Linked DNA regions of Homo sapiens: region 2 is linked to region 1. Evidence: chromatin loops called from intact Hi-C (ENCODE). Cell type or tissue: dorsolateral prefrontal cortex. All regions are shown on one strand. Links, peaks and the distances in the headings refer to the core of each region. The heading gives the core; the rest is flanking DNA.

Region 1 (4,128 bases), core at 578-3,077:
AGCACTGGTGTAGATAGCATGAGGCTAATGGGAATTTTTCATCAATGGTAAGAACAGCAGTTTACAATTTTGGCGTCAGGCATTTTACATATGTTTAACTTACATAATCCTCAAATAACCCTATGAGATAGTTCCTGTTACTAGACCCATCTTACAAATTAGGGAAGAGAGGCACCTAGCTTTAATGTTCAATATCAGTCAAGTAATAAGAAATGCTAAGAACTGAAGGCAGACAGTCTGGTGCCAGCACCCACCCTGTTGTCAAATATCTTGATGTCTTGGTATGGAGAAGATGAAGAGAGTGAAGAAGGGTTTTGTGTGGTGGACAGAGTCTCCACAGAAATAAGAAGTGGCCAGTTTTGTCAATGTCTTTGGCAAATACTACCTTTTCGGATCTCCCTGATTCATCCGAGATAGGTCTTATTGCCTAGATGGGGCTGTGCAGGCAGAATCATAGAATGTTAGAACTTAAGAGAACTTTGAAACTATCAAAATATTTCACAAATGAAGAAACTGAGACATTCACAGGTTACCTGACTTACCCAGGGTAACAGAGTAGTTATGACCACAGCCAAAATTAGACCTCATGTTTCCTGCGTGTGTGTGTGCATGCGTGTTTACACATGGCCCCCTTGGCACCAAGAGCATAAAATTCCCTGATGTATTATTAGTTTAAAGACATGCTAATCTTGGGAAGTGATTTTCTTTTTCCCAAAATGTTGTCTGTGTCTGTGTGTTGACCTTTTAATAAATTCACTTTCCTTTTGTCTAGTCTTATTTTACCCACCCAATCTTGCATCCCTCCATCATGACCACAGGGATTCACAACCCAGCTACGTAGACAATTATTTCCTGTAGAAAGGTAAACAAATTCATAGCAGCTCGAGTTCTTACACACACTATTAGAAATTTGAAAAACATGTTATAGGCTCCACCATCACTTTGAGTATCTACAAATTTTGCTTTGCATTTTTTTTTTCTAAGAGAGTTTCTCTCGGTATCGCATCACCACCCTTGTCAGCCACCAACATGCACGCAAAGAAAGCACTGTTGCAGAATGAGTTTCCGTCGAGCTTTTAGTTTCTGTTCCACTGCAAAGGGGTCATACGCGCTCAGAACATAAAGCAGTCTGACTGGCGCTGACAACCCCAGGACAGCAGCCGGCTGGGGCAGTGCAAAAGCTTCATGCCTTCTTCCCCAACCAAGAAGGACTTCAGTTCGAGCCCGCACCGGCTTCGTCAACCGCGAGACCCGAAGTCGTAGACCGAGTCCAGTCCTAGGGAATTCGGCTGAGGCTTTGCCGGCGCGGCGAAGAAGGTGGCAGGCGGCAGGCTGAGCTCCACTGGACACAGCCTAGTGGCCCGGGGCGCGCCCGCTGCACTCCCGGCGTCCAGGTCTGGCGCACCGCGGGAGGCAGGCGCGCTGCCACTCTCCGCAGCCGCTTCGTCCCCTGGTCTGTCTCGCCTCGGCTTCAGCGGGCAAACCCACAGCTGGTCTCCTGGGCGCTGATCTCCCTGCAATCCTTGCTTACATAAGGCGGGCGGGCGTGCTCCCGCCCCCGGTTACCCCCCAGAGGAGTTGTGCTGCGCCCTCTACGCCTCCTTGGCGAGCGCCTTCGCGCACCCGTGCGCCCTACTCTAGGATGTGAACCTCCTTGGCCACCCAGCAGCGACAGCCGGGACATCTCTCCGCCGGCGTGAGAACACTGAGATTGGAGACCAGAGCGCCTGACGGTGCCCAAGCTTCCTCCCTCCGTTCCCTCCTCCTCCAACTCCCCCCACTTCAACCCCCACCCCCACCCCCACCCCCGGTGTCTGTGTGTGTTCCTCACAGGCGAGGGGACCCGGAGAGCAGTCCAGACTTCGGCGTGCGGCGGAGCTGCGGCTGCTCCTGCTGCTGGGGGGAGCGGCGGAGGTGGCCGCCTTGCGCCTCCCTGGACTTCCCAAGTGGGGGCAGAGCAGTCGCTCGCGGGAGACGTCAGTTAGAAGGCATTGGGAAAGAGGGACCTTCAAACTCCTCCTCGGCGTCTCCTCTCCTCCCCCTTTTGGCCCCTGCCTTTGGAGAAAGTGGAGTGTGGCGCTTGGTTGTCGTTATTTCTTCGGACTGCTTCGCGGTGCACGGATTCAGCTTCTGCCCAGTGGGGCTTTCAGCTGTTTGCGCGTCTCTCTGTCCCCCTCCCCTCCCCCCGGCACACCTCTGTCTACGATGAGGAAAGGTCTGCGGGCGACAGCGGCCCGCTGCGGACTGGGACTGGGATACTTGCTGCAAATGCTCGTGCTACCTGCCCTGGCCCTGCTCAGCGCCAGCGGCACTGGCTCCGCCGCCCAAGGTAAGGGGGTCCGCCAAGCTCCGCGGCCACCTCCCTTAGCTTCTTCCTTCCCTCCTTCCTCTCCTCCTCCCCAGTTCTCTTGACTTCCTCAATTTGCCTCGTTGCTTTCAACTGGAAACCACTCTAAATTCCACTTTCCCAACTAGTCAAGAAGCTTTGATTATAATAATAATAATTATTATTATTATTATGTTTAATCTATCTTCTGAGATGGGCACGAATGGACCAGGGACGAACGGGGTGTGGACACGCAGCCGATCCGTCTCCATACGTGTGGGAGCCTGGAGTGTCTTGTGCCCTTTCAGCTCCGCACGCGCACGTTGTTGCATATTGCACACACGGAGGTTTGGAAAGACTCTCGGTGCGGGTGGCTGTGTGACATACCGTAGATGCACCCCGAAGCGCATGATGCGCAGAGGCTCCCCGCGCTGTGCCAAGACTGGGGTAGCAGGATCTTCACTGAGTCTCTGAGCACACTAGACCCCGAAGGGCGCTCAGCTAAGGAAATGTGTCCATTACTGTCAAGGACTCAAAAGCACCCGTCCCCCTCGCCTGCTGCTTCAGGTGCTGTGGAAATACACAGCTCACCCGAATCCGCGTACCCGGCTGGAGGCAGGCCCGGGATGTGCATGCCTCTGCACTCATACATACCCCGCTTCATGCCTGCTTCCCACCAGGGGATGTAGAAATGAAAATCCCGGAGCTCTGGGGGAACCGGCTGCTTGTTCAAACCAAATCCGAAACTCCCCGGGGTAGTCGACCAGTTTATAACTCTGACATTTTAATTTAACGCCTGTGAACTTTAACATAAGTGACCGGGGCCCTGGGCGAAGCCGGGTTGGGAAGAGTGTGGCCGGGAGTTGGGGATGGGTAAGGGAGGAGGGGAGGCTCCGGAGCTGATCGCCCGGCTCCCTTCTTGTCCGCCTAGTTTGAAGTGTTAGCAGCAGCTCCCAGCCTTCAAAGCCGGGAAAGCTGACTGGAAGGGAGCGCAGAAGAAAGAGCCAAGGCTGTCCCCTCCGGGGTCTCTTTCAGGTCACCTGGGCCCCAAAACTTCTGGCCAAGCCCAGCTCCTACTTGGGTCTCTTAGCCCACTTCAGTGGTGATAGCCGGCTCAGGCGAGGCAGCTCAGCTTTTCCTGGAAGAGGAGAGAATGAAGGAAGCTTATGCAGCATTCAGAGGCAATTCAGGGATTCTCCCTTCACTCTCGGTTACTCTTCCTTCCAAATTTGGAGAGTAAAGGGAGGCTTTACGATAGCCCCAACTCCCCAGGTGATGTTCAGACACCCTAGGGTTTCCGGACAGCATTCCCTCTGATCTTAGAGAGGCGCTGGGGGTGGGGATGGGGGTGTTGGAAGCGGAGGAGAGCGCCTAGCATAGGAGTGCGGTCTGGGTGGAGAGGTAAGTGATTAGCAAGGCTTTGTGAATTAGCGATAGCTTCTTCGGAAGTAAATTTTCCTGCTGCCCTGCTAAGTGGCCCTGCTCATAAATCCTTCCTTCCTTTCTCGCCAGATGCCTCCCATCCCTGAGGTTCTGCTCTGGTTTTCTTATGCACACCTCCAGAGTTCATCTGTCTGTCTATTTAAAAAGGAATCTCCACCGAGAATCATAGCTTGTGGATTTCCTAAAATTGATAAGAAGTTCTCAGGGCGCTAGCCAAGGGTGCTTAGAGGGGGGTGTTTGGAAGCTTAAGTGAACAACCTTATGAATAGTCGTGGAATCAACCGCGCGACTCCCTGTGGAATTCGCCTGCTGTTACTGGGCATACAAAGGACTGAGCCATGGGGGTGGGTGGCGGGAGA
Region 2 (4,128 bases), core at 748-3,247, 300 kb before region 1:
TTGACCCATTAAGGCCTAATACTCATTAATCAGAAAACTTCTGCCTGGACTCAGCCAAATCTAAGTTGCTGAAATTGCAAATATAATCTGCAATGTGTTTCCAAACCTATGGTTGGCAACATTTTACTCTAAAAACCTCAAAACGCATGTTGTAGGTATTCTAGTTAATCTGGAAACCAGCCCCACATGGTGTAAAATTATATGTTTAACAGTTGTCATTTTTTTCCCTGGGCTGCCCTCTTTTTACTGGATTCCCATCTCTTCTCCCTTGGTACTTCTAAATTATGAACCTATGCAGTGGAATATCCTTTGGGCTTTCTGATTCTGACTTGGTTTACTAAACTTCACCTATTCTCCCGAGATCCCTGGCTTTGAATAAGCAATGTAATTCTAATTTCTGCTGAGTCAAAACTCCCTTTTTATTCTGGCTATCTATCGCTACAAAGTACTTCAAAAATTAGAATATTAAAAACAACCATTTTTATTTTTCCTTGTGATTTTGTACATTGGGAATCTGGGGAGAGTTTGGTTTCGATTGTACTGTTTTGCCAGACATCCCTCGTTAGCTTTCAGCTAGTAGATGGGCTGTCTGGAAGGTCTAGGATAGCCTCACTGAGAGTCTGTTGCCTTTGTAGCTTTGGCTGCAAGGCAGAGATCAGCCAGGACTGGTGATCAGAGTGTCTGCTCATGCCCTCGCTAGCAAGAGGTTCTCAGTGTATTTGAACTTCTAAAGTGGAGAATCACAGCTCCTAGAGAGAATGTTCCCAAGAGATATGAAGCAAAAGCTGCCTGTTTCTCATATCCTGGGCCCTGAAACTGCATTTCAGTGTCATTTCTGCTGGTGTCTGTTGTTCAGAGTGGCATAAGCTCACTCAGATTCAAGAGGAAGGGACATATATCCAATTTCTTAATGGGATGAATATCACAACTTTTGTGGCTATATTTACTCTGCCTTACTTCCTATATCCTGTGTCTGTTTTCCTCCCAATCTTGGTCTATGTGTTTCTACTCTAGGCCTGCAATCTAGACTCAGTTCATAGTAATTGATAAAATCCCTTAGTTCTAGTTTAATTGTATTCATTCATTTATTAATGAACCTTTTTAGAACAGATTTTGTGGTTGGTTATTACTGTACAAAGCAGTACAAAAAAGTAATTTTCAAAATATGGATTTTGTTGCCTGGCTTTTAATCCTGCATCCTCCATTTGTAAACTGCAAAATCTTAAGCAACTTACTTGTGCCTCAATTTCCTCTTTCGTAAAATGTAGATTATAATGCCTATATTATGTGGATATTGTAAACATCAAGTGGGACAATGTATACAAAATACTAAGCATAGTGTCTTGTACACAAAAGCAGTCTAGTAAAATAGAATAGTGGCTATGATTAGTAGCTGATATGGTTTGGCTGTGTCCCCACCCAAATCTCATCTTCAGTAGTAGTTCCCATAATCCCCATATGTCATGGGATGGACCTGGTGGAAAGTAATTGAATCATGGGGGTGGCTTCCCCCATGCTATTCTCATGATAGTAAGTAAGTTCTCAGGAGATCTGATGGTTTTATAAGGGGCTTCCCCCTTCACTCTGCTCCCATTCTTTTTCTTGCCACCTTGTGAAGAAGGATGTGTTTGCTTCCCCTTCCGCCATGATTGTTAAGTTTCCCAAGGCCTCCTCAGCCATGCTGAACTCTGAGTCAACTAAACTTTCCTTTATAAATTACCCAGTCTCGGGTATGTCCTTATAGCAGCATGAGAATGGACTGATAACAATAGCTATCACTATCACTTACTATGTGAACCTGAATTAGCCACTTAATATCTCTGGACCTCCTCTTTTATATATAGCTTCTTATTCTGTATAATTAAAAAAACTGGATTGTTTTTTCTTATGGTTTATTACAGTGAAAGGATACAAATTAAAATTAGGAAAGGAAAAAGACACATGAAGAGAAGTTCAAGAGAAAGCAGGCAGAAGTTTCCAGGTATATCTTCTCAATGGAGTAAAAGAGGGACACATCATTAAGATAAGCTAATCTGGTCATATTGGCATAGTATGGCCCAAGGCCTGAGGCTCACAAAAACATTCATATCAGGTAGAATATTCCAAGGTGTTCAGAGATTATCTCCCAGGAGTGTGAAAAGAGGTCTTTCCTTAAATGTGCAGGCTTTGAGTAACTCAAGCCTGCTGAATTTACTCTTTCCTTGCCACAAACTAATATAAAATGTTAATAAAAGGGAAATTGGGTGCAGGGCATGTGGTACATCTGCATACTGTTCTCAAATTTTATGCAAATCTAAAATTGTAATTCTAAATCCAACTGGAGCAATAGATTATGTAAGTTGATAAATATCAGGCTTAAAGTATTTTAACACTTTTCTTCATCATTATTTGTTTATAATCAAAAGGGATTGCATCGTAAGGGATATTGTTTGCATTAGCCAATACATTGAAAATTGTTATTGTCTTTGTGATTGAATTTTTTCTCAGCAACACTTTATTCATAATAGTCAAAAAGTAGAAAAAAAATTCTAAATCTTCAATAACTTGTGGATAAATAAAATGGAAATGTTATTCAGCCATAAAAAGACTAAAGTACTGATACATGCTACAGCATGGACGAAACATGAAAACATTAAGCTAAGGGATAGCAGCCAGTCATATAGGACCAACATATTGTGTGGCTTATATGAAATGTCCAGAATAGGCAAATCTAGAGACAAAAAGTAGATTAGTAGTTGCCAGGGGAAATAGGATTGACTGAAAATGGGAATTATAAAAATATTCTAGAATTAGACAGTGGTGATTGCATAGTCTTGTGTATGTACTAAAATCATTGACTTGTGCACTTTTAGAAGGGTGAAACTTTAAAAATTATTTCTGTATATTGCATATGTAAAAATTATATTTCAATTATAAAATTATGTTTCAATTTTTAAAACATAGCTCTTACAAAATTTCAAGTTAAATTTTTGTAACCATATGCTCTGGTTTTTGTACACTAGATGGGAAGACATGTCCATTTTTTTTTTAAAAAATGTAATTCTAATCTAGTATACCCTTTATAAATCTTTAAGCTCCTTTCTTTCTTATTCCATTCCACACACACTACATGATATTTTATCATTATAACATATCATAAAGATTAAGAAATTAGGAACTCTTCCTTTTCGCAGATAGTCTAGCTTTGCTGCAGCAGTGAAATTCTTATTATGACTATCATAACTTAGTAGGTATTTTAACGTGAGGATAAAACAGATTGAGTAACCCAGTACTATAGACAAGAAATAGAATCCAATTGCTAGATTTCTACACCTCTCTTGTTTACAGCTTGATAAATTATTGCTATCATTAGTCAAGCAATAAATCTTGACCTAATTGAAAACAACATGTTTGAATTTTTCGGTTGCTTTTTTTTGTTTTGCATGATTACAGAATTGTGCGTAACCAGTGATATGATTATAATTACTCAATGTATGCAAGAAATCTGAACATTGTTTAATATAGAAAACATTGAAAACCTCCTTCTTTAATGGAATTTGATAACATATATTGTGTTGTGACAAACATGCTTTATTCCTCTAACAACAAAATTTGGATTATTTCCCTGAAGTGAAGTACAATATCTATGTATCTTGATTTAGGGATGGTTTCATTTCTAATCAATTATTTGTATCTTAATTTTTGCTGTCATCAAAAGAATCTATTGAAAAACTTTAAAAATTATTTCTGTATATTGCATATGTAAAATAGCCTTAATTGAGCAGCTTATCTTCCACTTGCAAATATGTGAAAATATCAGTATGTAAAAATAAAAAGAATTCTTTATCATTAGAAGGATGTACTTATTATTCTGAATGTCGTATGAAAAATCCTTTTTTGTTTTTAATTGTAGGAATCCAGTCCAAGCACCTCTGAACAACTGCGGTGTTCTAATCAAAACATGTTAGCTAGTAATATCACTTACATATAAGCAAAACAATGTTTATCTTTGCTTTCCGAATTCGGAATGTTAGGTTATCTTACCTGTTTAAACTTGTTTGGGAGAAGATACGGAGATTAAGCCTGTATATATATGTACATATGTTCATCTTCTCCCAGGCCTCTGAGCTTTTGGTTTTCTTATTTCTT

Evidence for each region. A loop is a pair of places that touch in the nucleus more often than their neighbours do. Peaks named below come from ENCODE experiments on the same cell type or tissue, not always from the same donor. Only the 100,000 strongest peaks of a DNase experiment are listed, where the experiment ranks them.
Region 2: it touches region 1 in a loop (3-fold over the local background); 2 of 110 quality-filtered maps call a loop at or near these places.

The regions. Positions count from the first base shown.
Region 1 is chr4:95,546,935-95,551,062 of GRCh38, reverse strand. UNC5C (unc-5 netrin receptor C) reads left to right here and starts at 2,090. Exons shown (of 16, transcript NM_003728.4): 1 at 2,090-2,329. The coding sequence starts at 2,206. UNC5C-AS1 (UNC5C antisense RNA 1) reads right to left here and starts at 1,915. Exons shown (of 5, transcript NR_183914.1): 1 at 1,832-1,915. RefSeq lists an enhancer at 1,519-1,648. In dorsolateral prefrontal cortex, for the core only: CTCF peaks have their summits at 1,503, 1,721 and 1,945; DNase peaks (open chromatin) are centred at 1,762, 1,952 and 2,752; H3K4me3 peaks cover 2,500 bases; H3K27ac peaks cover 2,500 bases.
Region 2 is chr4:95,842,598-95,846,725 of GRCh38, reverse strand. No RefSeq gene overlaps it. Among named protein-coding and RNA genes, the nearest start is that of PDHA2, 4.6 kb to the right of the region's middle. In dorsolateral prefrontal cortex, for the core only: no CTCF peak of the experiment used is centred there; no DNase peak of the experiment used is centred there.